Regions from separate parts of the Homo sapiens genome. Here all the other regions are linked to region 3. Evidence: chromatin loops called from intact Hi-C (ENCODE). Cell type or tissue: MCF 10A. All regions are shown on one strand. Each heading gives the region's core, and the rest is flanking DNA. Links, peaks and the distances in the headings are about the cores only. Region 1 overlaps SLC22A4 (solute carrier family 22 member 4). Region 2 overlaps PDLIM4 (PDZ and LIM domain 4). Region 3 holds the start of P4HA2-AS1 (P4HA2 antisense RNA 1).

The links. Peaks named below come from ENCODE experiments on the same cell type or tissue, not always from the same donor. Only the 100,000 strongest peaks of a DNase experiment are listed, where the experiment ranks them.
Region 1: it touches region 3 in a loop (4-fold over the local background); 3 of 110 quality-filtered maps call a loop at or near these places.
Region 2: it touches region 3 in a loop (6-fold over the local background); 10 of 110 quality-filtered maps call a loop at or near these places.

What each region holds. Positions count from the first base shown.
Region 1 is chr5:132,307,885-132,317,962 of GRCh38, forward strand. It overlaps SLC22A4 (solute carrier family 22 member 4), which reads left to right. Exons shown (of 10, transcript NM_003059.3): 2 at 4,277-4,380; 3 at 5,730-5,884. It overlaps MIR3936HG (MIR3936 host gene), which reads right to left. Exons shown (of 8, transcript NR_110997.1): 8 at 3,392-4,369. Among named protein-coding and RNA genes, the nearest start is that of SLC22A4, 19 kb to the left of the region's middle. In MCF 10A, for the core only: no CTCF peak of the experiment used is centred there; a DNase peak (open chromatin) is centred at 5,697.
Region 2 is chr5:132,259,465-132,269,542 of GRCh38, forward strand. It overlaps PDLIM4 (PDZ and LIM domain 4), which reads left to right. Exons shown (of 7, transcript NM_003687.4): 2 at 3,145-3,296; 3 at 7,000-7,081. Among named protein-coding and RNA genes, the nearest start is that of PDLIM4, 6.8 kb to the left of the region's middle. RefSeq lists enhancers at 1,566-1,685, 5,673-6,947, 6,454-6,954, 8,808-9,351, 9,363-9,442 and 1 more. In MCF 10A, for the core only: no CTCF peak of the experiment used is centred there; DNase peaks (open chromatin) are centred at 1,417, 4,617 and 6,437.
Region 3 is chr5:132,175,122-132,185,199 of GRCh38, forward strand. P4HA2-AS1 (P4HA2 antisense RNA 1) reads left to right here and starts at 9,755. Exons shown (of 3, transcript NR_047470.1): 1 at 9,755-9,966. RefSeq lists enhancers at 1,374-1,453, 2,114-2,173, 6,547-7,074, 9,417-9,918. In MCF 10A, for the core only: CTCF peaks have their summits at 2,080 and 5,210 (motif pointing right); a DNase peak (open chromatin) is centred at 5,200.

The DNA.
Region 1 (10,078 bases), core at 1,224-9,223, 130 kb after region 3:
AGACTTTGGCTACTTGGAGAGTTAGTTCAAGGCTGAGGGTGATTTTCCAAGTGCAATGCGTGATACTCCTCAGCCCAAGAACCACATTTTCCAGGCTGATTTTCTATGACTCCTAATTAATTGTTCAATATTCATTCAACAATTTGTTAAGCACCCACTGTGTGCCTAGCACTGTGCAAACACTAGTCATCTAAAATATGATTATACGGATTATTCAGGTTTTAGAACTCTGTCCTTCTGCTGGAGGATGGTGAGGAGGGGGTGCCTCTTTCCTCTCTAGCCAAAGAGCAAGGGTGAAGTGGCCCAGAACAGCGCCCACCCCACCCAGGGCTGCTGGCCTCATGCATGCACATGTGCACATCTGTCCTGTAAAGTATGCTTGACCTTGAGCTTTGTGAGGGCAGGGACCATGTCTTTCTTGTGCCCTACACAGAGCCTGGCCTGGAGCAGGTAGGTGCTGAATGTCAGTTGAATCAATGATTAAGCAATTTTTTTTTTTTTTTTTTTTTTTTTTTTTTTTTTTTTACCAATTCACTAGGAGAACTTGGGCTGGTTGCTTTATTGCTCTGTGCCTTCATTTCCTCATTTGTAAAACAAGGATAAGAGTACCCATCTCACATGCCAACCCTGAGATCCCCTGAGATAATACACGGCACTCAGTGAGCACTCCACACACTGTTACTGTCTTTCCCATTACTCCCTTTACTATAGGGAGCCATGGGAAGCGGCACATCCTTCTATGCCAAGAGTGACCTCCTATCCCCTATTACCTTGTCACCTGGATTTTTGTTTCTTAAATTAGAGCTGAAGGCCATGCGGCCCAGCTAAATGGAGCTCACTCTGCTCTGTTGTGAGAACCTTGGTCTGGGACCCTGCTGATGGGACAGACATAGTAACCCCGGGAGGCCCCATCAGAGGGGCAGGGAGAGGGGAGGTAAGCTATGTTTCAGAAATGTTAGGATTTGACTTGAAAGCACACCCCCAAAGCAATGCCAGCCAGCTCCTTACCAGGACATCTGCCATTAGCCTCTGAGCTGGTCATGTGTATGTATGTGTGTGTGCATGTATGTACAAACATGTGCAGGGACCCACAGGGACAGGTCTGTCCCATCAAGGAAAACACTGTCTCCCACTGGGCCCGCCATGTCACTGTTAACCACAGGGAGGTTTTGTGGCCCTGGCTAGCGGAGACCCAAGACATATCCCTCAAACCTGAAGGGCCCAGGGGCAGGCAGGGCCGGTTTCCTAAGAAAAGCCTTTTCTAAAGGACCCCTCTTAGGACTGGCAGCTGATTTACTGGACTCTAGCCCTTCGCTCCAGGTAGAACTTCATCTGCCAATCCTGTGTCCTAATACCAGGCCCCTCACAGCTTTCCAAAAAGACACTTGCGGCACCATAACTCCCCAAAGGAGAGCCCAGCCCTAGAATCAACCATGGGCAGCCATGCAGTCTAGCTGCCTTCCCCTGCTGGTTGTAAGCAGGGTCTCCAAAGGCAGATGGCACCCCTCATGGGCTTGGGGCAAACGGCCACTGCGTGTGCATGGCTCTTCCTGTGCTGCATGATGCTGACAGGGCTTCTTGGGCCCCTCTTCAGGGAGGGAATGGGACCGAAAGCCATCGATGCAGAGCCTACAGGAAGGAGAATGATGGGAGATGGCCCTCACCTCACCCCCCTTCCCAGTGTCCCCATTCAGAACTCCTGCATCTGCTTCATTTCCTGGAGGCCAGGTTTGATCCCCTGCCAGGGCCAGCTTCATGGGCATGCAACTGTGCAGTCACACAGAGCGCCACACTTGGTTTCAATGCTTTGCCATTGCTGTATTGAAATTCTTAATAATTTTTGACCAAGGAGTTCTGCATTTTCAGTTTGCCCTGGACCTTGCAAATTAAGTAGCCAGTTCCCAGTCCTACCCTTTGCTCATGCAATGCCTGGCTCCACATCTAACAGCCTTCCATTCCTTTCTATCTCTAAATCCTATCTATCCTGCCCTAAGGCAAAGTCCAGACAGAAAAATATTTGACAGACTACAAAGGAGAGCACATTATATTTGAAAGAGCTTTTCTGCTCAACTGCAGATGGAATGATGATGGTTGGCATGTTAATGCCTCTACCAATCTTGAGTTCTTCTTGGCTCAGTCTGAGGCTAAAGGCTGTGATGGAGGCCTTCTACTCCTAGTCCTGGGTAATTGTCTCCTGGTATCACATTCCTTGAAGAAGTGTAGGGCATCATATTTAATAAGCTCATTTTGTCCTGCCTTAGGGAGTATAGGTCCAAAGCAGGACACTGGTACAAGATTGGGTTCTGAGGCCCAAGTAGGTATCTATCATGCTCATTTACTTGCTATGACTTCAGACAAATCCCATTCTCACAGTCTCAGTTTAATCTTCTGCAAAATGGGTCACACCACATCATGAGGCTTTGGGCCTCAATTGCTCATCTCTCTAAGTCAGAAGCAGAACCCAAGCTTTTATCTGAAGCTTTGGACAATTATTTTTGGAGGGAGATGGCCATGAATGCAGGCACACGTCCTGTTTACCACTTCCGGTCTATGGACTGGCAGAACACATTAATCTGGCCATACAGTTTTAGAGGATTCATTTCCCTTTCTCCTGAAGCCCATGCAAGAGCCCCAGGCGAGGCAATCCTGCTCTGGGTACAGTCTGAGATTTATCCTTGGATTGTGCCTGAGCAGCAGAGCGCTAACTTCCTGGCCCGAGTTGTTTTTCTTCTGCAGAGCTGTGTTGGGCGTTGCCTGTGGCCAGCATTTGAGCACTGTGACAGGCGGCCTCATGAATCTTGCTATTGTCTCTAGGACAGGACTATTCTCGAGGACATTATCCTCAGCATCACAGAGTGGCTCCTTTGTGGAAGAAGTACATAGGAGACACTTCTTTCGGATCTCAGTATTCAGAACAACTGTGCTTCTGCGAATAAGCAGACTACTTCGGATACTGTAACCCTTCTGAGAGCTGAGCTGCTGGGATACGCAGAGCCAGTTTTGGAGCCCCGTCTGGCAAGCAGGCAGGCCCGTGGACAGGATAGTCTAGGGTCAGTCTTACCCCAGGCTTGGTTTTTGCAACTTCCCTCCTCTTTATTTTCCATTTTCCCCAATTCCCTTAGCTTTTTGTTTTACATTTTTCTCTTGTGTGTGTCTTTATAAACACCTCTGTCTGCTGCAGAATAAGGTGTGATATAAATATGTGAGTTTGTGCTTAAATCCACCACACTTTCAAGGGAGTTGTGAGGATTCAGAAGGAATTGTTTGGCGAATGCAGTAAAAGCAGCCCCATCCAAGATGGAGCTAGGGCTGGGTGGGAGGCAGGGGTCTTTCCTCCAGACTGGATCATCTCGCCACAGACAGCAGCCCCCAAAACCCAAGCCCAAAGTGCTCATTGGCATCTGTTTGTTTATTTATTTGTTTTTAATAAATGAAAGGTCACTAAACACACTTTGAAATTTTTGTCACCTCCCTTGAGATGTTGCTTAATTGACTTAAGTCAAACTGAAACTCTGGCTGAAACTCATTTTGTAGATGCACTGGCAGGGACTTGTTAGGGCAGCAGCATCCCACAGACCCTAGGGAATGGGAGGGACCACACTTCTGGAAAGACTGGATGGGAAGGAGGGTGTAGGGATGTAGGAGGGGAGCTAGGGAGCCCTGGAGAGGAGTAAGTAGGCCCCAGAACGATGGGGCCCCGAATCAGGCCACAAGCTTGGCCTAGGCGTGAGTGGACCAGGGACCACATGATTTCTCAGAGGGGCCTGCTCAGAAAATAAAGTCACAGAGCTCCTGGAACCACTTGCACTTTTCAACAAGGGAAAAGAAATTTTACGCCTGGACCAAGTGGCCATGCCCTCTGCCCTGCCCTTTGGGCTTTTCAAACACCTCCCCTCCGCACTAGGCTGGCTTCTGAAGATGCAGTGCCACCTTTACTTTGGACTGCCTCACAGCTGAGGGGTCACCAGTCACAGCCATGGCCTTGGCTGGCTTCTTGCTATGTAATGCGAGCGGAGTAGGAGCATCACCCTCCCTTTCCAAAGAGGATCCTGAGTTTCAGGGAGGGCAGTGACCTGCCCCAGGTTACTCTCCCCAGTCCCGGCACAGGCCAGTCAAACCCAGGGCTGCAAGGCCTATGCCCTTTGTACAAAGGCAATATCCTGGCCCAGGGGAGGAGAGTCTGCCCGCCAGCCGTGCTAATATTCCCTCAGAGCTGGGCTGGGGTTGAGGTCTGCCTCAGGGTTGGGCTCACGCTTCATGCTGTCTTCCTTGGCAGTGGAATCTGGTGTGTGAGGACAACTGGAAGGTGCCCCTCACCACCTCCCTGTTCTTCGTAGGCGTGCTCCTCGGCTCCTTCGTGTCCGGGCAGCTGTCAGACAGGTAAGCACATGGGAGGGGAGGAAGGTGGGATGGTGCCCCTTGTCAATCACTGCCTATCTTGGGGCTGGACTGAATTCAGGGTATTTCTACCCAGAGAAAGGGAGGACCCTCAGGCCACTGATTCAGTGATAGGAGGAGCCCCGATGTCTCCTATTCACCCCGCCCTCAGTCCCCTTCACCTGGACACACTTTTGTTCCATTCTCCCAGCCTCATGCTCCCAGGGCTTTGGCCAGTGGTGGGGAGGGGCCACTGACCCCACTGGAAAGTGGGGTCCTCATACCACAGACTCCTTGACAAAACATGACGCTGCCATCACCACTGCCCTCCCTGCTCCACCACCACCTCAGGGGTAGGGGTGGATGGCACAGGATCTGTCTGCAAACAGCCAGCAGCCAGACAGTGAGCCCCAACTGTGCACACACTGCTGCTGTGGCTTGGACCCTGGGCCAGGCACTGGGGCCACAGAGCTGATGCTGGCTCTGACCCTCATAGAGCTTACAGGCCTGAGGAGGCAGCATCACAGCACCAGGAGACAGTATTCCACAGGCCCCTGTATGTGCTGGGTGACCAGTGCAGGAAGGTGGGGGTACTAAATGGCAATGCTGGGGAAAGCCTCCCAGCCCAAGCCAACAGCCAGAGACATGAGTTTGGAAAATGGGGCGGGAAAGGCTGTTCTGCTCACACCTGTGCTCCATTCTATCCACTGGTCACTACCAGAATGTGAAGATAATACTTAAAACAACTTCAGTGTCACCAACAGACATTGCTGAAAGCTACACCTTCCCACAGAGCAGTGGTTTGCAATTTTTGTTGCACGCTACTCATCTGGGAAACTTTCCCAAATCCTAATACCCAAACTGTATCCCAAAATCTTGGGAGGTGGGGTGCTGGCATCAGTATTTTTTCCAAGCTCTCCGGGTGATTCCAAGTGCAGCCAAGGTTAAAAACCACTTGCAGAGTGACTCTTAGTTCTGGATTTACAGAATTTTCATGTTGCTGATTCAAGAAATATCTGCAATCTGTGCTGTACCCACTTTCCAGAAATGTGCTGGTAGCATCTATCTGTGGCTCCTTCTAAAGAGCATATTTCCACAAGGTCCTTGCGTACACTGCTCCATGCTTTTGAGACATGGTGTCTCCACAGGAAGCTGAGAATCTCAAAAGATATCTCCTGAGCAGATGGATGCCTGAGACCTCACCAAGGAGGAAGATGGGAGGATGTGACAGAGAAAAAAGTCTGCCAGAGCCCTGAAAAAACACTAAGTCTGCATTGATGCCTGACTCAGGGCTTGCAACACACCTTGGCAACCTACACATCTCATGTTTTGTGTTATACTGCATTCTCTAGGTTTGGCAGGAAGAACGTTCTCTTCGCAACCATGGCTGTACAGACTGGCTTCAGCTTCCTGCAGATTTTCTCCATCAGCTGGGAGATGTTCACTGTGTTATTTGTCATCGTGGGCATGGGCCAGATCTCCAACTATGTGGTAGCCTTCATACTAGGTAGGAATGGCTTCTGGGACATGGGGTGCTTCCCTCTAACCCTCTGAAAGGCCCAGAAAGAGGAAATCATTGGGCCATTGGGCTGTGCTTCCAAAGCCTTTGGATATATGTGTCTTGGGAGGGAGCCGTAGCCACAGCTCTTGGAGCAAGTCAGGGGCAGGGCAGGCACTCGCAGGGAGCCACCTCTGTGCTGAGCCCTGAAATGTGGTGGAGAAGAAGAGCAGGAGCCATTAAGAACCAGCTGCACAACAGCTGAGACACATTCTCTGGAGCACAGGGCTTAAGAGAGGCACAGAGGAGGACAGTTTAGGGGAAGGGCAGCCTGAGGATGTCTTTGATCTGAGTTGTGTAGGCTTGAGACTTCTTCCTGGTTGCTTGTGAAGAGACTTAGGGTAGTCACTGTGGCCAGTACACAGGTGGGGAGGCTCATGTCAGACAGGGGGAGTTCAGTGCCAGCCCGCCATCACTGGGCCTATCTGGCCTCACCCTGAGTTAGAGCCCACCCCAGAGCCTATCAGCTAAGCACAGGACAAGCCTCCCCACACTGATAGCCCCATCTCCTGTCAGGCTGCATGAGGAAGACTCATCAGTTACAAGGTCATGAAGAGGTCCCTGGGGCCCTCAGCAGCTTTTCCTGGGAGGGAGTTAGGTGAGCTCCAGGCGAGTTGATGAGGGTCATCCACAGGAGTGAGAGAGTGTGTTCTCTTGAGCCCAGCGAATGGGCAAATGAGAGAAGCAGAGGTGAGGGGTATCCCTGGGACAGTAGACACCAGTTCCCATCATCTCTAGGGTGATAATATATTCTAGGTGGCTCAGTACCATCCCAATTTGTCCCTATTGTCACAGTGTCATTATTAATAATACTCCTTTAATAGAAGTCTAACGATTCTTCTTGCCTCAAAAGTCCGAATCTGGTTAGGTGACTCTGATTGCTTTTTAAGAGTCTGAAGGACTCGTTGGCTTTGGAGATGCTGCACTGTCTTAATTGATGGTGTGTACACCTTCTGTCAAGTTGCCAGGATGGAAATATTCCAACTCTACTCCTTTAATTATTTGCGAAGAGCCCCGTGCCATGGGCTCAGCCTCAGTGTCTGCAGAGGGGAGAAGGGAGGAGACAAGGTGGGAAGAACATGCTGGAGCCACATGGTCCCAGCAGGTAGCACACTCTTCAGCAGGCCCCAGCGGGAGGAGGCTGCTCCCCTTCCTGCAGGGGGAAGGAGCGGGGCAAGATTTTCTTGAAGATCATTTGTGTAGAGGGCACAGGGAGCTTCAGGCCAGTGTTGTTGGAAACTGGAGGTTGGAGGAACTTAAGATAGAAATTGCAACCTCCTAGTCCCCAGTGGCTCCAAGAACACAAGGCAAAGCCTATTGTCTTCATGTTCAAAGTCCCCAGAATCCATCTTCCATGTGACGATCCTCCCTAAGCCTGAAAAACCCAACATGTGGCTCTGCTTGGGCCAGACACATACCAAAAGCCAAACAGGCCTCCCCAAAACGGAGGACTCTGACCAGCAGGCCCATATCCCAGGAGGACCTGAAGGACCATCTGGAACAGAAGGGTAGAGAGTCACGGTGAAGCCAGAGAAGCTCTCTCCGTGGGAATGGGAACAAGGTGGGACTTGTGCCAGGTGGTGGCATCCCCGGTTCTATAGAATGGGCAGCACTGAGATCTGCCTTTTTAGTGGCACAGGGTGATTCTGGAGCCTCCAAGCCTCCCCTGTGTGAGCGGGTGAGGCAGGGAGAGCATACCCCAGGCTTCCTACAGGAAAGGGCTGCCCTCCCCCGCCGGCTCTGACACTATCATCTACTCTCCTCCCAGTTCCCATGCAGCATGTGGTCCCACATGCAGGGTGAAGAAGGGTAAGAGGGCCAAGGGGAAAGTAAGGCCATGGAAGATCAGTCAAGCCAGCCAGTCAGTAGGTAAGACCCTGGGTGCAGCAGCCTCGCTATCAGCTGGGATCCAGGCCTCTCAGGGCTTGCTATCAGCCTGGGGCCAGGCCTGTTATAGGGTGCTCTGGGAGCCTCTTCATGGTAGTTTTACTCCATTGTGCTCTGCAGGAAATTACTGGCTTTTGTATCCTGGTATGAGACTCGTTGTGTTGGGTTCTCAGGTCTGAAAGTTTAAGTGTCCCTGAAAACCAGCCTGCTCTGGAATGGCTGGACGCCCCAGTCAGCACCTGGGGTTGGGGGACACAGTACAAAGGCAAGGTGGCTGCTAGCTTCCCTACAGTGCAGCAGTGCTCTCTGGTGTTTCTGGGATAAAATAGCTGAATTCCAGGTTGTATTTGACTAAAATAAACCAAAGGGTGTGGTCTGGGCTGAGGAGTTTGGTAGGTGCCTTCGCTTCCACCCTCTGGCCCTAAGGAAGGGTTGGCAAAGCTCTGCATGATAATTTCACATTAACTTGGGAAGCCAAATTACTCCCACTGTCAAAGTAGTGCAGAAATGAGTCCTTGTTTTGTGCTGCTTTTAAAAAATGATCAAGGCTGCCACAGTCGTAGCAGACTAGAAAAGAGAAAGAAAGAACAGTGCTACCCTACACAGCATAAAGCAGACATGCCTGGAAGTGATGGTGTTGCCGGAATGATGCTGGTTTAGGAGGAAATGACCACTCGGGACCAAGGACACTAACCCTACCCACGTTCCAGCTCCCCTCACAATCTCCTACTGTTGCCCAGAAATAATGCCCTCCACCTGTCAATAGCCTTCTGGGTAGAATGCCATCAGTATCCTCTCTTATCCCCCATAACTAGCTGCTTAAACACAAAAAGTGTTTCTGTATTTAATAACACAGAAAAAACTCTTGACTGATTCATTAATTCAGTATTTTTCAGTACTTCTAACATCAACCTCCATGTGACATTTCTTTGGGCATGCTGAACCATTTAAAGCTTTGCTTCCTCTGATGTCTAGAGGTTCCTCCTTTTGATAGGTGTGTAAGTGATGGCATCTTCCTTTACAACTCTGGCTACCAGGAAGCTCAGGCAAATTTGAAATTTAACTACATCAATGATGCAGCTTTTACCAGCCACATATATATATATTTTTTACTGTTTTTAAATTGAACAGTTGAAATATAATTTTGTCTTCGCCTGTTTAGGATGCCGTAACAAAATCCTATAGGCTGGGTGGTTTAAACAACCAAAATTTATTTTCCACAGTTGTGGAGGGTAGAAGTCCAAGATCAAAGTGCCAGCAGGGTTGGTGTCTGGTGAGGGTTCTCCCATTGGGTTGCAGATGGCTGCCTTCTCCCTAAGTCCTCACATGGTCTTTCCTCTGCGCAAGTGCTCAGAAAGAGGGAAAGCAAGAAAGAGAGAGTGAGCCATAGAGAGCTCACTCTCTGGTGTCTCTTCTTGTAAGAACACTAATCCTATACCCTATCAGGTCAGGGGATCAATGTATGAATAATAGAGGGACACAAACATTCAGTCCATGACAGATTTGCATACCATGATATTCACACTTTTAAAGTGTATAATTCAGTGGTGTTTAGCATATTCACAAAGTTGTACAGCCATCAACACTATCTAACTCCTCATCACCCTGAAAAGAAACCCTATACGAATTAGCAGTCATTTCCCTCTTCCCCTCGCCCCTGGCAACCACTAATTTACTTTCTGCCTTTAATGGATTTCCCTATTCCGCACATTTGATATAAACAGAATCATATATTATGTGGCCTTTGTGACTGACTCCACTTGTTTTCAAGGTTGATCCATGTTGTAACATGAATTAGTATTCCACTGGATGAAGACAACACATTTCGGTCATCCATTCATCAGTCATTGAACACCTGGGTGTTTCTACTTTGGGGCTGTTATGAATAATGCTATGAACATTGGAGAATAAGTATTTTTGTGGATATATGTTTTTAATTCTCTTGGGTATAAGGTAGGACCTCTGCTGGGTCCTATGGTGATTCTATATTTAACCTTTTGAGGAACTGCCAAACTGTTTTCAAAATAGTCAGCTGCGTATTTTTGATCTTTTCACCAAGGCACAACTTTTTACTTTTCTTTATATCTTACTTTAATGTTACCATTATTTTATTGTATTTAAATTTGAAGTTGCCTCAAAATCTCCAAGGGATGAGCTGGCATATAAATACGTAAACATGATGCAGAAATTTGCTGGCATACCTTATTTGCATTGCACCGTAAGAGGGAAGAACTGGGGAGACCCAGGGAAGAGCAA
Region 2 (10,078 bases), core at 1,358-9,357, 84 kb after region 3:
TGCCAGGAAGAGCCTCCTTTGTCCCCCAAAGTCACGCGGCAGCAGCTCAGGCCCAAGGAGCCAGGATGGCTGAGGTTGGGTTTGGGTGGGATCTGGGGAGATTTACAGCGCTGGGGAGGCACAGGCCACAGCTTGCCTAGCAGGTACCTCTGGGGCAGGTCTACAGGGACTGAAGATATGTGGGAGTGTCTTCACCAGTGGGGCTCAAGATCCAGCCCCTCCCTTGCTTCCAGGACCTCCCCTACGCGGGACCTGGTAGGGAGGGACAGCCTCACACAGACAGGGAGGAGGCTATCGGCCCGGCAGGGCTGGGGGCTTGCAATCTCAGCCCATGAAGCCTCCAGGAGTCCCAAGAACATCATCCGGGGCTCCTTCCCCACAAGCTATAATGATGGCTGGCCTTGGCCAAGCATCCAGGGTGTGCCAGGCCCTACCCTAATGGGTGTTGGTAACAGCTCCCTCCAGTCCCTGTAGTGAGCACCACCTTATTTATGCCCAGCCTCCTGTGGGGGCTTTACATGCCCTGTTTTTCTCAAATAGTCCTTACAACAGCCTTTAGAAGTAAGGACTCCCTCTGGCCTTACATAGATGGAGACCCAGGCACAGAGAGGCTAATGTAATCAACCTAGAGAAGCAGAGTGGAGACAGGAGGAATCCAGGCAGTCTGCAGTTTGCTGTGACTGTGTAGGACAATGTGGCACCTGGTTCTGACTTGGACTCCCAGCCCACCACATCTAGGCTGGGTGGAGCAGGGGCTGGGAATGCAGCCACTACCGGTAAGGGGCTGATTCATGCCCTCACCGCCCACCTGACTTCACTGTTCCTGTCTCTGTTCCTTCTTTCTGTTTATCCTGTGCTTAGGAGCTAGACGGATCGGCCTGAATTCCACTCTGTCCTGTGACTTCCCGCTTAGAGCCCTCCATGGTTCCCAGCCACCCAGGAGAAATGCCAGCTTCCCACCCGGGTGTACAAGACTCTGCAATATCTGATCCCTGCCTCTTCTCTGACTTCATCTCTCCCACTCTCCCCTCACTCATGATGCTCCGGCCATACAACCTTCCTTCTTCTTTCTCTCCAGATATGCCATTATACATGCTGGTCCTTCTGCCTGGAACACTATCTCTCCCTCAGATACTCTCTTTTCCCTTACCCCCTTTGGAAGAAAAATGCAGGTGTTAAGAGCATAGTTTTAAATTTGGAATCAGGTGGCCTGGATTGAAATCTTGATTCAGTCTTTTATCAATTAACTATCCTTCTGTACTTCTCTGGACCTCCGTTTCCTGATCTAGGAAATGGGCTTGCCTTCAGGATTAATGAGATAATGCATGTAAAGGTGACTGGGAGAGTCACAATTTCTTGGCCTCACGCCCTCTCTGACCAGAACTCCCCTAGCTCAATAGAGCTGGCAGCATCCCAGCCACCACTGCTTTCAAGAAACTTCCTCCGCCCACAGAAGCCTGAATGTACCCCTTGTGCTGGCTGAGTCATCCTGCCGCAGTTAGCCGCCCCCTGAAGAAAGACTCCTCTCCAGTGTGGGGACTGGGGCATGGCATCCCTCCCCCAAGCTTCTTTCTCTTCATCTGTAAAATAGGGATGAGAACAGCCTCTGCCTCACCAGGTGGTTGAGGGGTTGCTGTGAGCTAGTTATGGGTAAAGCATAGAGCCCAGGCCCTGGCACAAGGCAGGTATCCATGAAGGGGAGGAGGCAGAGGATGGCCTTGAGGGGAGGGTGGGATGGTGCCAAGTGGGTGTCTCCCCCAGGATGACAGGCTTGCACAGGTGCCCAGGCCCTACAAGTGAACATTAATGATGGGCTAGTTGGCTGAGGGTGTCATGCTTCAGAAGAACGTTTCCTTGAGGCAGCCTACTTCAGGGCAGGTCAGCTTGGGCAGTGCCAACACCAGGCCTCCAGCCAAGGAGCTGCCAGCACCTCAGCTTTGTCCACTCACTACTGAGACCTGGCTGAACTGAGCCTAGCTGGGCTTCCAGGAGTTCCCACCAGTAGGAGCTCCCACCCAAAAGAATGGGGTCACTGGCAGCTTTTGAACCAGCTGGGCACTGGCTGGAGAGGCTGGGTAAGAAATATATTTCTAAAGGCTATGTTGGGGTCAAGGCAGGGTGAGGGGTGCTCCATGGCCTGGATTCCCCTGAGTTGCTTACTTAGATATCTCTGTGAGTCTAACTCCACCCCCCATTCTAGCCTTCTTCAGTTGACCAGCATTGTAAGAGCTTCCAGGTGTGAACACTGCTTGACCCCGAGGGGTCAATAGTGGCACTGAGGTAGCCTGAGTTCCTGTCCTGCAGGGGAAGTAGAGGTAGAATTCTGACCCCCAAACGCAGGCTGTCAGCTGGAACTGGATGGCCCTGGACTTGCTCAGGGAGGTGATGTTCAGACCTTCCCATTTTAATTATAATGAAGTATTAACATGAACAGTGTAGGGGGAAAAGGTGGTCATGGGAGCACACTGGGTAGTGAGATCCCAGAGAGGCTCCCAGAGGAAGTGGCCTCTATGCTGAGATCTGAAGGATGAGGATGTGGGAGTCAAAGGAATGTTCCAGGTGGAGGGAGCAGCTTTTGCAGAAGTGTAGAGGTGAGTGATATATGGTGCCTGTGAGCACCCCATAGACATTCACATGGTCTGGACAGAGTGTGGGTGTGGAGGTGGGGATGAGAGTTGAAATCAAGCAAGTAGGAAGGCAAGGTCACTAAGGGTTTGAATATTAGGTCAAGGTGTGTAGTCTGTCTGGTTGGGGCCTTGTCTGTGTAGGGTATCTGTGATATGTCCATGCTGTGTATGTATCTGTGAGCACCTATGTCTCCATGTGTCTCTGTGTCCCCTGCATGTCCTTGGGCACATACGCAGGCTGCAAGAACAACATCCATTTGTCCCAGCCCTGAGGAAGCCCTTCTCGTATATCCTCATGCCCTGCCAGGCCTCCAGGTGCTGGAGTTGGAGGTGTTTCCAGCAAGGCTGCAGCCAGGCTACATGGGGACCTCAACCAGCCACTCGGCTTGCCCATCCACAGGCCATGCTGGTAGCAGGCCACACTGGCTAGGTTCTGAGGTTGGAGGAGGCCTAGGGCACAGCTTGCAGCAAGACCATATCATGACTGTGCCCAGCCATCTGGCTTGTCTGCTCGCAGGTCCATGCTGGCAGCAAGGCTGCATTGGCTGCCCTGTGCCCAGGAGACCTGATCCAGGCCATCAATGGTGAGAGCACAGAGCTCATGACACACCTGGAGGCACAGAACCGCATCAAGGGCTGCCACGATCACCTCACACTGTCTGTGAGCAGGTATGCACAGGTGGGCTGGGCTGGGAGGATGGAAGGACGAGGTGGGCAGTTATGGGCAGCTGGCATTTTGGGTGAGCCCAGCTTCACACAGCCTCTCTGCCTCAGCTCCTGGGTGCCCCATCCAGGAACAGTCCCAAGGAGTAGCACTTTCATGGGGGCCTGGCAGATACTGTTTAGAGTTATAGCTTAAGAAGGGAAGAAATCCCCTTTTAACTTAGACTAGAAGTGTGTTGGGGCACTTATGGCAAGTGTTGCAGGCAACTGAAATAAGACCTTGAATAGCCTCTGGGGCATTTGTTTCATTCCTTTCCCCTCCCCTGAGTGACCAGCTTGATGACCATTTCAAAGTAGTTTCTTGTGCAACACCTCATTTAACCCTCATTTACCAACTTAAAAAAGGGCTACTATAGTCCCCACTTCACAGATGAGACAAGTGAGGCTCAGAAAGGTTAGATGGTGCTTAAAGTCACACAGAGAGGGAGTGGGGTAGCAAAATTTGATTTTGGGGCTCTCTCCTAAGACTACAGACCCTTAACTTGGCTGCTGACTACTCCTACCAGCCCCTCAGCTGCCCTGCCACAGCTGTCGCCACCGTGGCCCACACCTCTGCCCTGGTTAAATCTGGATTTGGGAAAAGTTCCCACTAAGGACTGTGTAATGCTTTGCAGCCAATCAAGAAGGGGAGGACAGGGGGTTACCAAGCCCATCTGTGCTCCATAAATGATCCTGGGATAGAAGGTCCACTGGGGGTGGGGGTGGGGGGACCCAGCCTTGCTCAGGTCCTGGGTCTTTACTCAGCTCTGAGAAGCAGTTGGCCTAAGCCTGGCTGAGTGGGATCTCCCCACTCCCCTGCCCACCTTGATCCACAGAAGTCGGGCATAACTTATCAGCTCTGCCGTGTTCACTGCTGAGGGGATTTCCATGACCCCCTGTGGAAGTACGTGGGCAAAGCCTCCCCAAACCACAACACAGCTAACCATGCCTCTGAGCTGGCAGGGTGGGAGGTAAGCCACTGGCTTGGAGCCTTTAAACATGGTGGAGAGGCCTGTGAGGTCAGCCCTGTTTGTGCTTGGCCCTGGCACACGGTGAGGATGCTCCATCTTTGGAGTTCAGCAAAGCTGGTCCTCATCCAGCCTCTGGAGCCTTAGGTGCCCAGATGACCTCTATGAGCCCGGGGTTTCCTTTCCCATTAACGGATCACATTCATCACCCTCCTCCAGACTGAGATACAGGCTGGATGGGGGAAATGTCAGCATTGCTCTGCCCATGAGTGACCTCTGAAGCTTCCCCACTTGGCTGGGATCCTGGCCCCTGACTCACCTCCAGCCTTGACTCTGTGTGGCTGAACAAGGGCAGCCCTAGTGGTAGTGGAGTAGTGGGGAGGAGTGCCTCAGAGGGGGCCTGAGTCAGGAGCTTCTCAGAGTGTATGATGTCAGCGGAGGGTGGTGGGGTGGAGGTCCCCCTCCTTCTTTCCTTCCTTCCTTCCTTCCTTCCCCAGTCCTTTGTTCCAAACCAGGCATGGATGGAGCCAGAGGTCCACTGACCTGTTCCACTCTGAGCATTTCAGCCCCAAAATGTCACTGGCCATGGAGCAGATGAGAGCACATTCTCTACTATTACAGAGCTGGGTTGAGAATTATGCTCATAATTTTACCCATAAAAGAGAGAGAGGGAGAGATAACTATGCTGTGCTCCAGAAAGTGATTTAATCTCTTGAGCCCATAACTTCCTCAACCAAAAATATGGACCATCTTGCGCTCTGGACATTGAGTGATGATGTACCAGGCCTGCTCAGTCAGAGTGAAAACCTGAGTCCTGCCCTGCAGCCCCCTCACACATGCAGACTCTGGGGGATCAAGACATGAGGGCCACCTTGACTTTCTGAGCCAACATTTCTTCTCCTGGACACTTGCCCACCTGCAAGCTTTCTGACTCTGCTCCCTATCTTGCCTGCTATGCCAGGACCTATGCCTGGCCCCCAACGACACTCCTCCCCGCCCCCACCACACACACCCACACAGCAAGGGCTCTGCAGTAAATCAGCCTGTTGAGCTGGCTGGAGTGAGCTACCCTGTGCTCTCACTCCCAGGGTTCTACCCCAGACCAGCTTCCCTATCTGCCCTCTTGTGTACAGAGAGCTCTAATCCCCCCACCAACTCCCCCACAGAATGAAAAGTGTATCAAAGGCCCAGCTTCCCCACTGGGCTTCTTTTGCTTTGAGCCCAAAGCCAGGCATCCAACAATCCAAGCAAAATCACACTTCCTGGGCATGTTCTATAGGTCCAGGACCTTTCTGACATCAACTCCAACACTGAGGCCACTGATAGAGTCCCTGTTGTCCATCACATGTGGCCCAAGGTACCTTTGCACAGCCTACCCTTTGCCTGTCATTTTGTTTAAAGAGCCCAGCCTGGGATGGGGGTTGACACATGATTAAGCCCTTCATTCTGATCTGATGCATTGGGCCACATTAATGGCTCTGGGTACTTTGTGCCCTTCGACCTTAGACGTCAGGCTTGTACTGCTCTTCTGGGCAGAACTTCAGGGAAGTTGAAGGCCAAATAGCCACACAAGATGTCCCAGCTTTATCCCAGAGGAGTTCTGAGTAGATAGAGGCCACAGTTAGAGCTGTGAGTTAGGGTACCCACTTGGGAGCCTGGTTGAGGGGGCTAGAGACAGGGACTATGGGGCTGGTGTTGCCCTGGGGCAGCAGAGCTCTAATACCAAAGGCCTGGAGTAGAGAGGTAGCCTCCAAGGGACTAAGGAATGGGCAGAGGCGAGGAAGTGCAGAGTGAGTATGGACCATAGGCATAGATAGATTATTAAAACCCTCAACTGAAGGGGGCAGAAGAGGCAGGGGCAAGCTGCTAGGTCAGTAATGAGACCTTGAGAAGCCTCAGGAGGCTTCGTGGGGTGAGTTGGAGGGCATTATTCCCCTTTGGTCTAACCAGCCTCACCTCATACCCACCTGCCAGTCCAGGGTCCATGCCCCTTCCTGGCCTGCCTTCTCACAGGGCTACTGAGTGACAGGGCTGGGCCTTAGGCACGTAGCCTCTCGGCCTGCCTGCCCTGCTTATGGCAGGTTTATGATGTTTTTCTCCCTCCTGAGTGGTGTTTGGCTTTTGGTTTCTATGGCGAAGCAGGAATTTCCTAATGGCCTGTTTCCCATCTGGGCTGGGCAGACTCAGTGATGACTCTGCCGGCAGCAGCAGCAGGAGGAAAGACACACCCCTCAGAGCCTCCATTCCACCTACCCCAGAGCCGACGGACGCCTGACCCCACACCCCACCAGAGGCTGTAGATGCCCAGAGGATGCGTGGATAGGCTTCTAGCTGGTCAATGTGTGAGGCCTGGCTTGCAGTGCTATAAGCTGGGCCTCTTTGAGCTGAGCTTCTGTAGGCCACGAAGAGGGTGGAAGATTAGGGAAGACACAGGGCTTCTCCTGCAGCCTCTCCAGGAACCAGACTAGAGAGGGATTGGGCAGCCGATGGGGACAGAAGCATATAGCCCTACCCCAGGAGGATGGCAGCTAGAGTTGTGGCTCATTGCCACAACAGTCACCATTGTGGTACAGGGGAAAGCACTGGAGTGGTGTTCTTCTACCTGCAGGGCACAGCCCAGAGCCCAGCCCCTCTTGATCCTGGCTCCCAGGCATGGTGGGCGTGGTAGGAGACATATCTGACCATCACAATTTCTGCCACAGGCCTGAGGGTAGGAGCTGGCCCAGTGCCCCTGATGACAGCAAGGCTCAGGCACACAGGATCCACATCGATCCTGAGATCCAGGTATGTACAGACACTGCCTGGCCTGGCCTGGCTCAGAGTGAGCCCAGGGCAGAGGGGCCAGCATGCAGGTTCACCTGCACTGAATGTCCTCACTGGGGCTCTCAGATACCCAAGACAGAGACTGAAGCAGAAGTTTTCTCTGGACCACATCCATACCCCATCCCATGTTCCTCAGATGATGAGCACCTGGTGTGGGCTCTGTCTCTACTCCGGGCAATCCTGGATTCTGGACCAAGGTGCCTATGATGTCCAGGATCTGGGCTAGGCCTTGGTTTGCGGCTATCACACAGCCAGCTGGAGTTCACTCTGGTGCTCAGTGATGCCAGACCAGAAAGAAGTCACTGTGCTTGCAGCGGGGGAGATTGGTGGCAGTCTCAGGCTGTGGAGTGACCTCAGGCTATGGGACACTCCTCTGAGTGCCCTATCCAAGCCTGAAGTTCTCTCCTGGCCATCCTGTGGTGCTTCTAGCAGAACTTAGGCTGCAGGCCTGTCTGCCCAGTCACCTTTCTGTGTGTGATAGAAGTCATATCTCTGGTCCTGTCCTCAAGAAGAGTGAGGGGGTCAGGCTATTCTAGGGCCTTGTTTTGCCATGGCATAAGGAGTAGCCAAGTGGGGATGACTGAGGTATCCAGAGCCATCTCTGGGCCACAGAGTTTGGGCAAGGAGACTGGGATGGTCTGTGATGGAGCCAGAACCATGGGACCCAGCATGTGGGACCATTGCCTCCTGGGCCTGCCTTTGTCCACCCTCTCAACATGAAAGAAAAGGGGCCAAGGCAGGGAGAGGCTTCACTGAACCAGAGGGAAGGATGTGCCCCAGCTTCTCCCTCACTATCTACCCCAATCCCATCTTGCTCTATTCCCTACCCTGCCTGGCTGGCATCCCTGGAGCCAGATGCTTACCACCTTCCAGGCAGTGCCCATTCTGGCAGGGGAAAGGCACTTAGAAGTTCTGGGCTAGGGGAAGCCAGGGGCCAAAGGAGCCCAGAGTAGTCACATGACTCAGACAAGGAGTCAAGGAGTGCTTCCTGGAGGAAGGGGTATTGAAGCCAAGACCTGAAGGGCTAGGAATGGTAAGGCAGGCAAAGGGGTATAGGGAGAGGAAGTGTGGCCCAGAGGTGAGGTCTTGCACCACAAGTTCAGAGAAAAGAAAGGTCCAGGGGAAGGGAGGACAAGATGGAAGGAGTGAGAGGACAGAGGTGAGAGATGAGGTGGTGGAGCAGGGCCACAGAAAGGCTCTTGGGCTTCTCTATCCTGGACCTCAGCTGTTCTTACAGGGATTCATGGCCACATCTGTGTCTCAGAAACTTGCTCTGATGGCCCCATGGACCCCAGACCTTAGGGGTAGGGGTACATGTTGCCATAGACAAATGAGCCAGGTTTGCCACAGGCCAGGCAGAGGGGAGCAGCAGGGTGTGGGCCTCAAGCTCATGCATGAGGCCCAGCCTCCCTCAGAGGTAGCAGTGCCAGGATGACGTGGTGGGGAGGGGGTTCAGTCTTCCAGGAGAGGCTCAGGGCCGGTGGGCCTGGGAGGCTGGCGACTGTAGAGCAGCTCCCCCTGCCCCCACACTTGTTCTCATTGACTCCCTTGAAGACCAGGCTGCCAGTGGCTCAGACTGGAGAAGGAGGGAGTTTCCACAAGCACCAGGGCAGCCCCTCAGCTGCTGCCCCACTTTTGTACTTAAAAGGTCATGGGCTCCATGGGTGGTGACAAAAACACCCCCACCCCACCCCTGCAGGGCTGAGTCCTTGCTAACACAGACACAGGGCCCATTGTCCCCATGCTGCTCCCACCCTCTGCCTGAGTGGGGGTGTTGGGGAGGGGGTGGAGCTAGCTGGAGCCATCGAGGAGGAGGAAACCACAGTTGGCCCTAGGACCAGCACAAGGTGCCCTGGCACACATCCCCGAGTGGGATGGGACAGGGCCAGCTGGAACTTCAGGCCCACCTTCCCTGTGGGGCGATAGGAGAACCTCCTTCTCTCAGGCCTCTTGTGGGAACACAGGAGGCACTTGGCCTAGCCCAGGGTGGAGGAAGGATAGTAACTTATTACTATCCTTCTGGGTTAGTAGGGTTTTCTGGAAGGAGTGGCAATTATGCTCAGAACCAGGTGATGGGGAGAAGCAAGTCAGGTGGAGCAGGCAGTCCTTGCACACTCAGCCTGTCCTCCCCAGACCAGCAGAGAGCTAGAACTGAGCCTCTAGGAGATGGCACCTGCTCATCTGGACTCAGCGCCTGCCTCCATCCAAGTTGAGTGTCCCAAAGCAGGTAGTTACCCCCATCCTGCTGAAAAATCCACTGAGGCTTCAACAACCAAGTGGGCAGCAGGCTGGTTCTCAGAGCAGAGGAGCATATGGTACGAGGTGTACCACCCACAGAGGGGGAAAATACAGGACTGGGGGCCCAGGAATTCCCCTGACAGCCATTCATCCAACAAGTATGTGCTTTATGCCAGGCACTATGCAATTGTCTTATTTCATCTCCACAAGGAACCTGATGTGGAAAGCATCACATTCCCCAGCTCATAGATAAAGAAACAGGTTCAGAGAGGTGAAGAGACTTGCCCAGTTAGGGGATAACCCTGGGACTCAAACTAAAACTGAGGTAGCCATGTGTGTCCTAGCCACAGAGTTCAGGCCTAGAGAGGCAGCTGCATGGGTGACCGTGGGAGGGGCAGTGGCTCTGATGGCCCTGCAGTGGACCCCTGCACCCTGCTGGGTAGGGGTGAGTGAGGGCCTCCTTCCTCCCAGTCCCAGTCCCTCCAACTCCTCCCTCCCACCAAAGCCTCTGCCCGGAGGCTGAGCCCCACCCCCACTGGCCACAGCCCATCTGGTCCCCATTAGAGGTCAGCCCTGCCTGCATGCTTGCCCGACAGACACACGTGTGAGAGCGCTCACGTTTCTCAGGGGCTTTTGTTGGGCCTGATGTGGATAGGGGTTTTCCTGTTGCTGCTGCATTGATGGGGGCCACCTGGGCAGCAAGACCCTCCTGTTTGTCTG
Region 3 (10,078 bases), core at 1,340-9,339:
GTAGCCATGTGTGGCCATTGAACACTTAAAAATGTACTTAATAGCACTGAGGAACAGAATTTTTATTTAATTTTAATTAATTTCAGTGTAAATAGCCTCACGTGGCTAGTGGTTACAGTATTGGATAGTGTAGTTATGGAAAATGATATATAACAGATTACCTCCAGAGCAGTTTTTCAACCTGGGCACTACTGACATTTGGGATAGGAGAATTATTTTTTTTATTTTTATTTTGTTTCCTTTGGATTACCAGTGCAAAACACATTTTTTTACAATTACAGTGCAAAATCCATATTTATTTGGCTAGCGTTATGTATTTATTTTTAATCTATGTATTAATTTTTTTTAAAAAGCCATAATAAACACTTGGATTCCAAATACAGTATTTTGTTGAATACTGTGCCAAATACATATCATACAGAGTAAAAATTTGAAAATATCTCCAAACCATAACAATAAACATAATAAGGTAATGATATAATACCTTAGAAGGTGTTAAGAACAAAGGAAGGAAACAAGACTATAAACAGGTAATGGGAACTGTGGGTGATGGTGTTGTTTATATATATATTATAATATATATTTAAAATATATTTTTATATTTAATATATTTAATATTAATTATATTAAATATATTTAAAATATATATTAATATATATTAAATATATATTAATATATTAAATATATATTAATATAATTAATATATATTTAATATAATTTAATATAATAAATATATATTATATATTAAATAATATATATTATATATTTAAAATATATATTAATATATATTATATATATTTAAAATATATAATATATATTAAACATATTTAAAATATATATTTAAAAATATAAATTATATATTATATATAATATATATTATATATTATATATAATATATAATATATATAATATATAATATATATATTATATATAATATATATTATATATTATATATTTATATATTTATATATTGTATATTTATATATTGTATATATTTATATATTATATATTTATATATTTTTATATATTATATATATTTATATATATTATATATATTTTTATATATATTTTTATATATTATATATTTATATATATTTTTATATATTTTTATATATTTTATATATTTATATATATTTTTATATATTATATATATTTATATATATTTTTATATATTATATATATTTATATATATTTATATATTATATATATTTTTATATATTTTTATATATTACATATATATTTATATATATTTTTATATATTATATATATTTATATATATATATTTTAGTGCCCAATAGGTAGTTTTATTCCAGTAGTATCCCCTAAGTCAAGGCAATCAAAATTGTCTCCAGACCTTGTCAAATATCTCCTAGGGAAGAGGTCCCCAATGCCCAGGCTGCAAATCAGTACCGGTCAGTGGCCTGTTAGCAACCGGGCTGCACAGCAGGTGAGCAGCAGGCGAGTGAGCATTACTGCCTGAACTCTGCCTCCTGTCAGATCAGCTGCAACATTAACTTCTCATAGCAGCGCAAACTCCACTGTGAACTATGCATGCACATGCGAGGGATGTAGGTTGCATGCTCCTTATGAGAGTGTAATGCCTGATGATCTAAGGTGGAACAGTTTCATTCTGAAAGCATCCCCCACCAACCCCCGTCCATGGAAAAATTGTCTTCCATGAAACTGTCCCTGGTGCCAAAATGTCTGGGGACCACTGCCCTAGGGGACAAAATCTCCCCAGCTGAGAACCACTGCTAAAGACATAGGAGAGTAATGGGAGGGAGGGGGCACTGTAATATTTTATTCTATTTCTGTTTTGCCTAAATTTGCTTAGAGGTAACATGCATGTACATTTTCTTTGTGTAATTAATAATTTTAAAAGTAAGCCTGTTTTCTCATGAGTAAAATGGGAACTATATACCTAAACTCTAAGGTTGCTCTAAAGATTAAGAGCAAAATAGAAACGAGTTACCAATTTCCTGGAACAGTGGGGGAAAAATACCAAGCAAAGTGAAAAAGGAAGTTCACATGAATAGTTATCAAGAACAGTGAAGAAAGAAGAGAGAATCGCCTCCTAGCTGAGGCTAGGAGAATGATCAGTCATTTTTGCCATTTGCAAAGATAAGTAAAACAGAAATAGGAACCATTTAAGGGAAGTATAATGAACCTGGTTAGGGATCTATTAAAATGGAAGAACTTGCGGGCCATCTAAGTAGAGCTGGAGCTGGAAGTTGGAAAGTAATAAAAGCTAGAATTAAAGACTCAAGAGTTATCAATATCAATATACTGATATCAAGTATTTGGAATATCAAGTATTTGGAAGTCATGAGCCTTCAGAGAAAAAAAAAATGGCTATAAAGAAACTCTGAGCCATAACTGAGGATTGGGAAAGGAGGGCCACAGGAGACTACGGTATTGAGAAGTTGTAGGCAGAGATAGAAGAAAAACCAGAAGATAGTTGGATCATGGCAGCCAAGAGAAGGGTTTAAACAAAGTGGATAATGTCTCCTTAGATCTCACCTTTATTAAAAAATAAATATTAACATATCAATACAAGAAGAAAAGAGATGAAATATATTTCATTCAAGAGAGAGTGGGGGTCAATCTCAAAACAGCACTCATGGACCATCAAGGCAATAACTCTGGAACTGAGAAGTCACTGGCCCAACAAATAAAGAAGGCAAGTTCTGCTGGAAGGAAACCCCTGGCACCTCATGCACTTCTACGACTGCCTGATCACTCAGGGCTCCTACAAGGCACCAGGCCTCAAAACCTTATCTGTATTCCCGTCCAGCTGGAGGGGAGCAGATTACACTCTTTTTTTTTCCCCCAAGAGAGTCTCACTCTGTCGCCCAGGCTGGAGTGCAGTAGCGCAACCTTGGCTCACTGCAACCTCCAACTCCTAGGTTCAAGCAATTCTCCTGCCTCAGCCTCTCAAGTCACTGGAATCACAGAAGTGTGCCACCACGCCTGGCTAATTTTTTTGTATTTTTAGTAGAGACGGGATTTCACCATGTTGGTCAGGTTGGTCTCAAACTCCTGGCCTCAAGTGATCCACCCACCTCGGCCTCCCAAAGTACTAGGATTACAGGCGTGAGCTACTGCACCCAGCCAGGTTACACTCTTAATAGCAACAACTTCGTAAATTATCTGAAGCAGGCCCTGGTCTCTGACCAGGCTAAGGCTATTTGGACTGTGAAACATGCAACCCACAGTTAATCAGAAACTCTCTTTGAAATGTTAACAAAAGACCATGAGATGCACAGAGGAAGAAAAGGGAAAAAAAACTATTTTCAGAGGGAGAAACAATCTACAAATTGGGGAATGCAACCTCCCAGGAAAACCAAAAGGACATACTCCAAAAGGGAATAGGAAGCTGGTATTTATGCCTTACAGGGATACTCCAGGGTGTGCGTGGTTTGCTCCTGTCCTCAGCACATTTGATCATGTCACTGCCTGCAATTCTGTCATCTTTGCTCCAAGACAGATAGATTTGGATCCCTTTTTTCCTTTTTCCTCAGCAAGTTCAGAAAAAGAGAAAAGTGTTGCTTGGCTATTTCATTACACACCAAAGTACAAAATGGGGAGGAAGTGTTTCCTGCATACACCATGGGCCCTAAAAAAGAAACTCACCATTGCCCTTCCCTTCCCTCTTCTGTCCCCTGGAGCTTGGCTCCCCTCTCACTTCCTTGGGACCTTGTTATAGTTGACTCCTAAAATTGCCGCCGCCATACACACACGCCCACATGGATCAGGGGAATCTGTGTTTAGAAATCATCATGAGGCTGGGCGCGGTGGCTCACGCCTGTAATCCCAGCACTTTGGGAGGCCGAGGCGGGTGGATCACTTGAGGTCAGGAGCTCAAGACCAGCCTGACCAACATGATGAAACCCTATCTGTACCAAAAATATAAAAATTAGCTGGGTTATATTTAGCAGGCTTAAAGGAATCTGTGAATATTCATGAGGGAAGTCAAGCATGTGTGCAGTGGGTAAACATATATGTAACATGCATTCCATGTTCACTTTGGGGTGGGGTTTTAGCATTAAAGTAAGGTGAATTTGGCTCTTTGCATCAAAAAGGTGAACTACAGGGCACAAAGACAGTTTGTGTACAGTCTCTATAAGCTGGCCAAAACTGGCTGGCTTGAGGTCTATGGCTATTTATCAGGAAAGAAAGTAAGGCCAATTCTCTGTCCCATCAGAATTGTGGCAGGACCATGGTGGGCAGCCAGCAGATCGGTCGGCTGGTGTCAAGTAGTAGTCTATCAGGGTCAACAGGAAATTTCCAGCTGTAGTTTCTGTGATGTTTTTCAGGACCTGGTTTCTGCTTACAGGAAAGAAAACCTTATGGTAGTTAGTAACACAGGGATACATGACCAAGCCCTCATCTTGCTGTGGCCGTTAGATTCTGGTTTTGGTATGTCTCATTTTAGCCACAGGGAGTCTGCTGGGGTATATTTCAACTCTAGGGCTCCAGATTTTTCATTCTATGTTGCTACTGCTAAAGACAATGTTTCCATAAATCAGCCTGATGTGATTAATCAGGGTTAACGTTTGATGACGGCTGGAATACAATGCATTCCCATTGTAAGTTTCCAAATCTGATGCTTATCTGTGAAAACACACTTTTTCATTTTATCATTATCATATCAGGAAGCTCTAACCAAAGCCTCAAATTCTTGAACTACAGAAGGTCTAGGAAGCTTTGAAACAGGCAAAATTTTGTGTGCACTTTTTAAAGGGATAAAGACCCTGAAATTTCATATGGGTCTCAAGAGGGTCTGTCACCCCAAAAGGTTAACAGTCATTGTAATTGTATTTTTCCTACATCAGGCCCTATTTGTGATCATTTGTTGAATAATTTCTGACACCTATTCTAGATGTTGGTCCAGGTGGGTATGTCCTCTAGAAGGCTGGATATAAGGGTCTAAAACAGAGCTCAAGAGAAAGATTTGAGTACAAAAAGACAATTCAATAAATCATAAACATATACATGTTAAAGCAGTGGAAGTAAAGATCCTTCCTCCTATAGCATACAGTACTACCGTGAAAAGGAAACAAACTAGACTAGGGAACATATATATGAGAAGCCTAGGCTGATGAAAAGGAGCCAGGGAGGCCGGAAATAAAGGAGAACTTGAATCACGAAGTGCTTCGCTAGAGGAAAAAAAAAAAACTGTCCGAAGTGTCTACTGGGTTTGGCCACTAGGAGGACCCAGAACACTTTACCAGACAATTCCAGAGAATTAGTTGGGGGAGACTCACTGCGTCAAAAATTTAAGAATGGAAGGTGAGGACAGTAAATCTAGCATAAGCAGCTTGCCTTAAGCTTCTTGAAATCAAAGAAGCAGGCAAGATGACAGCTGTGAGCCCACTGGGTACAAAAGCAGTTTGGGTCATTACTTTAGTGAGGCTCCGTTGGCTGCAAATTTCAAGAGAAAGAGATGGACTTTTCAGAGAAGAGTAAGAGAAGGGAGGACCAAGCTGGGGTGTGGGGAGGGGGCTGATCCTCCATGTTATAAACGCACTTTCAGAAAGACACTGAAAAGTGCCTTAAAAACAAAAAACTTTGAGCTTGCCAAATACCCATGGCCTTTCCTACCACTTATCTTCTCACAACCCCCAAATGCTTTACAAAAAAAAAAAGTTGGCAGAAGGGGTATAGCTCAGTGGTAGAGCATTTGACTGCAGATCAAAAAAAAAAAGTTTCCCCCGAGTTTAGAATAAAGAATCTTCACAAAAGTTAAACCTCTTCAAAGTAGCGTCAGCCTTAGATATTACGTCCAAGACATCATTTGACGCACCCAGACCCCCGCTCAGAGCACATCCTTGACTCACCAGCCTCTCTCTGACTCTGTCCTTGCGGAGGGACCGCCTCACAGGACAGAGCCCCACTGGCCCCAGGAGCCTTGCGAGCTGGTCCTGCGGGGCTGCTCTGCCAGACCAGGTCGGAAAGGAGGGGCCAGCCAGAGCCCTAAGCCAGGGCAGCCACAGACACAGCCTGTAGCCCCACTGCTGTCCGCTGACCCCGCCATTCTCACCACCTGACCTCTAGGAACACGCCCACAGGTCAAAGGCCTTTCCAGAAACCTCTGACCCTGCCAGACCCCGCCCCCAGGTCCTCAGAGGCCACGCCCCTTCCTGTGGCCTCGCACGGCCTCGCCCTTTCCCGAGGCCTGCGCGGGGGAAGGGGTGGTGTCCTTTATCTGGGGGGTGTCCTTTATCTGGGTACTGAGCTCCGAGTGCCATTTCAGTGCCCACTGAGCAAGAGAGGCTGCTCGATGCTTTCCAAAGGCCCATTCTGGGCACTGGGGATAGAGAAGTGGAAAAGCAAAGTTCTTTCCTTCAAGGACCTTCTATACCATGGGGGAGACAGACCACGAACTGATACCCAAATTAAATCTCTTAACGGGTGGTAGTGATGTGGGGCAGGTGAGCCCCAAAGTGGAGCTTAGCCCACGAGAGTTCTTGGCTTTGCCCAGGAAAGAATTCAACGGCAAGCCAGAGGTAGAAGAAAACAGCTTTCTTGAAGAGGCAGAGCAGGGCTACCCCATTGACAGTGGGTAGCAGCTCAGGGCAGTTTTGCAGTCATGTTTATTACTACTTTTAATTACATGTAGATTAAGGGGAGGTTTATGCAGACACTTCCAGAGAAGGAGTAGTAACTTTGGGGTCATTGGGTCATTACCATGGAAAGGGGCCCTAACGCCAGGGTGTTGTCATAGCAACTGCAAACCGACGTAGCACCCTGGTGGGCTGATTGAAAGCTACTTTGGCCCTGGCCCTGTTTTAGCCAGTCCTCAATCTGGTCCGGTGTCCGACGCCTGCGTCTGGAGTCAAGTCCCACCTTTTACCTCAGTGATAAGTGCTCTAAAGAAAAATAAAACAGGGCTGGGCGTGGTAGCTCACGCCTGTAATCCCAGCACTTTGGGAGGCAGAGGCGGGAGGATAACTTGAGGTCAGGGATCGGAAAGCAGCCTGGCCAACATGGTGGAACGCTGTCTCTACTAAAAATACAAAAATTAGTCGGGCGTGGTGGTGCATACCTGTAATCCAAGCTACTCGGGAGGCTAAGGCAGGAGAATCGCTTGAACCCAGGGGACGAAGGTTGCAGTGAGCAGAGATCGCACCATTGCACTCCAGCCTGGGCTACAAAGCAAGACTCCATCTCAAAAAGAAAAAAAAAGAAAAAGAAAAAGAAAAAAGAAAGAAAACAGGCTAAGGAGGAAGAGAATGAGAACGCAAATCCTTCGTAGTAGTCATGAAGGCCTCTTGGAGTGGGCTGCAGTGAGCCGAGACTGCGCCCCTGCACTCCAGCCTGGGCAACAAAGCAAGACTGTCGAAAGAAAGGGAAGGAAGGGAGGGAGGGAGGGAGGGAGGAAGGGAGGAACCTCTTGGGAAGATTGCTTGAGGCCAGGAATTCCAGACTAGCCCGAGCAGCACAGCAGTGAAACAAGAAGAACTCTTTTGGATAAGGTAATCTTTGATCAGTCTTGAAAGGAATGAGGGTAGAAACTACTAGGTATTGGTACCTTCCAGGCAGAAGGACCAACAAGCACGAATGTACTGGGGCCGTCAGTGTGACTGAAGCAGAGGGAGCTGGGGAGAGGGTCATGGCAGTGGGGAATATGCTCGCTCCTCTGCCCTCGGATGGAGTGAGGCTGCTGTGTTCTTCTAGACCTGGTAAGGACTGGACATACCTACAGGCTGGACAGTGTGACACAGAAGCCATATGACTTCCCGTGTGTGCGCTTCAGTCATCCACATAACCAGCAATCAAACAGGCAAGACGGTGTTGGTGCAACAGTTACATTGTACTAAGAAGCAGGCAGCTTTTTCAACCATGTAAGATAATTATTTTTAGAATTACCAGATATTATACAAAATGCCCAGTTAAATTTCAGATAAGCAACAAACTTTTTAGTATGCATATATCCTATGCAAAAATTATGTGTTATTTATCTAAAGTTAAACTGGGTGTTACTTGTATTTTCATTTGCTGAATCTGGCAAATCTAATATTGGAGTCAAAATGCCAAGTTTGGAAACTTAAGAGCAGTGCTGTGCCAAACTATATTGAAGCCTGAGGCAAAATGAAAAACGTATGCTTCTTACGTACGTTTTCGTGTTTTTGTTAATTTTTACACATTAAATTGGTTGACAATATTGAAAGTTGGTATATTAAAACTCATATTAAGTTTAAATATTTTATACCAATGACTTTAATGGAAGTAAACTGATCAATAAAATTGTCAAAATCTACTCTTCTTAAGTGACGATCTTAAATAATGTTCTTTTTTTTAGACGGAGTCTCGCTCTGTCGCCCAGGCTGGAGTGCAGTGGCGCAATCTCGGCTCACTGCAAGCTCCACCTCCCGGGTTCACGCCATTCTCCTGCCTCAGCCTCCCAAGCAGCTGGGACTACAGGCGCCCGCCACTACGCCCGGCTAATTTTTTGTATTTTCAGTAGAGACGGGGTTTCACCGCGTTAGCCAGGATGGTCTCAATCTCCTGACCTCCTGATCCGCCCACCTCACCCTCCCAAAGTGCTGGGATTACAGGCGTGAGCCACCGCGCCTCTTAAATAATTCTTAATTAACTTCAGGATTTTGCAGGATACCATGGTGCATTGGTCTGTTCTTGCATTGCCATAAAGAAATACCTGAAAATGGGTAATTTATAAAGAAAAGAGGTTTATTGGCTCATGGTTCTACAGGCTGTACAGGAAGTGTAGTGGCTTCCATTTCTGGAGAGGCCTCAGGAAACTATGAATCATGGCTAAAGGCAAAGGGGAAGCAAGCACATCTTACATGGCTGGAGAAGGAGCAAGAGCAAGAGAACGAGACAGTGAGAGAGACAGAGAGAGAGAGAGAGAGGAGGTGCTACATTTTCTTTTTGAGACAGGTCTCTGTCACCCAGGCTGGTGTGCAGTGACACAGTCTTGGCTCACTGCAGCCTCCACTTCCCGGGCTCAGGCAATTCTCCAACCTCAGCCTCCTGAGTAGCTGGGACTACAGGAGTGAGCCACTATGCCCAGTTAATTTTTGTAGTTTTTGTAGGGATGAGGTTTCACCATATTGCCTAGGCTGGTCTTGAACTCCTGAGCTCAAAGCAATCCGCCCGCCTCAGCCTCCCAAAGTGTATACACACTTTTAAACAACCGGATCTCACAATAACTCACTATCAAGAGAACAGCACCAAGGGAATGGTGCTAAACCATTCATGAAGGACCGCCTCCATTATATGATCTAATCACCGACTACCAGGCCCATGACCAACACTGAAGATTACAATTTGACATGAGATTTGGTGGGGACACAGATCCAAACTATATCACACTGTGACTGGTATTGTTTTAAAAAAATTATCAGGACCATTTTGAAATTTGGGTAAGGCTGCCCGAAGAAAAATTTGCAAATCCGTTTTAGAGGATACAAACATCATGATTTTATATTACAAATGTGAACAAAAGTTCCCTGGAAGAAAGAGACTTTATTCCAGTGAATAGTTTGCAAACTAGGGAGTCCAACACAGCCTTCAATGTAAAAGGAAGGTGCGGTCCAAAGAACAAAGGAAGGGTTCTAGCTTTATAGCAAAAGTTCCTGCCCTGGTTCCCAATCAGGTGCACTGATACAAATGAGATGGAAACACAGTTCTGATTGGTTGATACAACTGAGCAGCAAGGGAGGTGGGCTCTGATTGGCTGGTTCAGGTGAGCTCTGAAAGTTCCAAAGTTAAAGAGGTGTGGGTTTTCAGGGAACTCAAAATAGGTGTGTGGCCTCTAGTCACCAAATGGCTTCTTGGCTCTGCTTTAAATTTAGGCCCACTCAGCCACTTAAGATCCATCTTGAAGGACTGGCTCTTTCAGGGTCACATTTGTTCATGCAAACTATTGATATTGCATGCTATTTACCACTATTTCAGATGAAATTGCCACAGGATATAAATCATTGGACTATTTAAGAGGTAAGTCAAGGCCATGGCTGCTTTTTGTTAATCAGATGTATTCGTAGAAAATTTCTCCAAGTAAAAATACAAAAATACTTCATTTGATTTTTCATATCTCCATCTCTAGGAC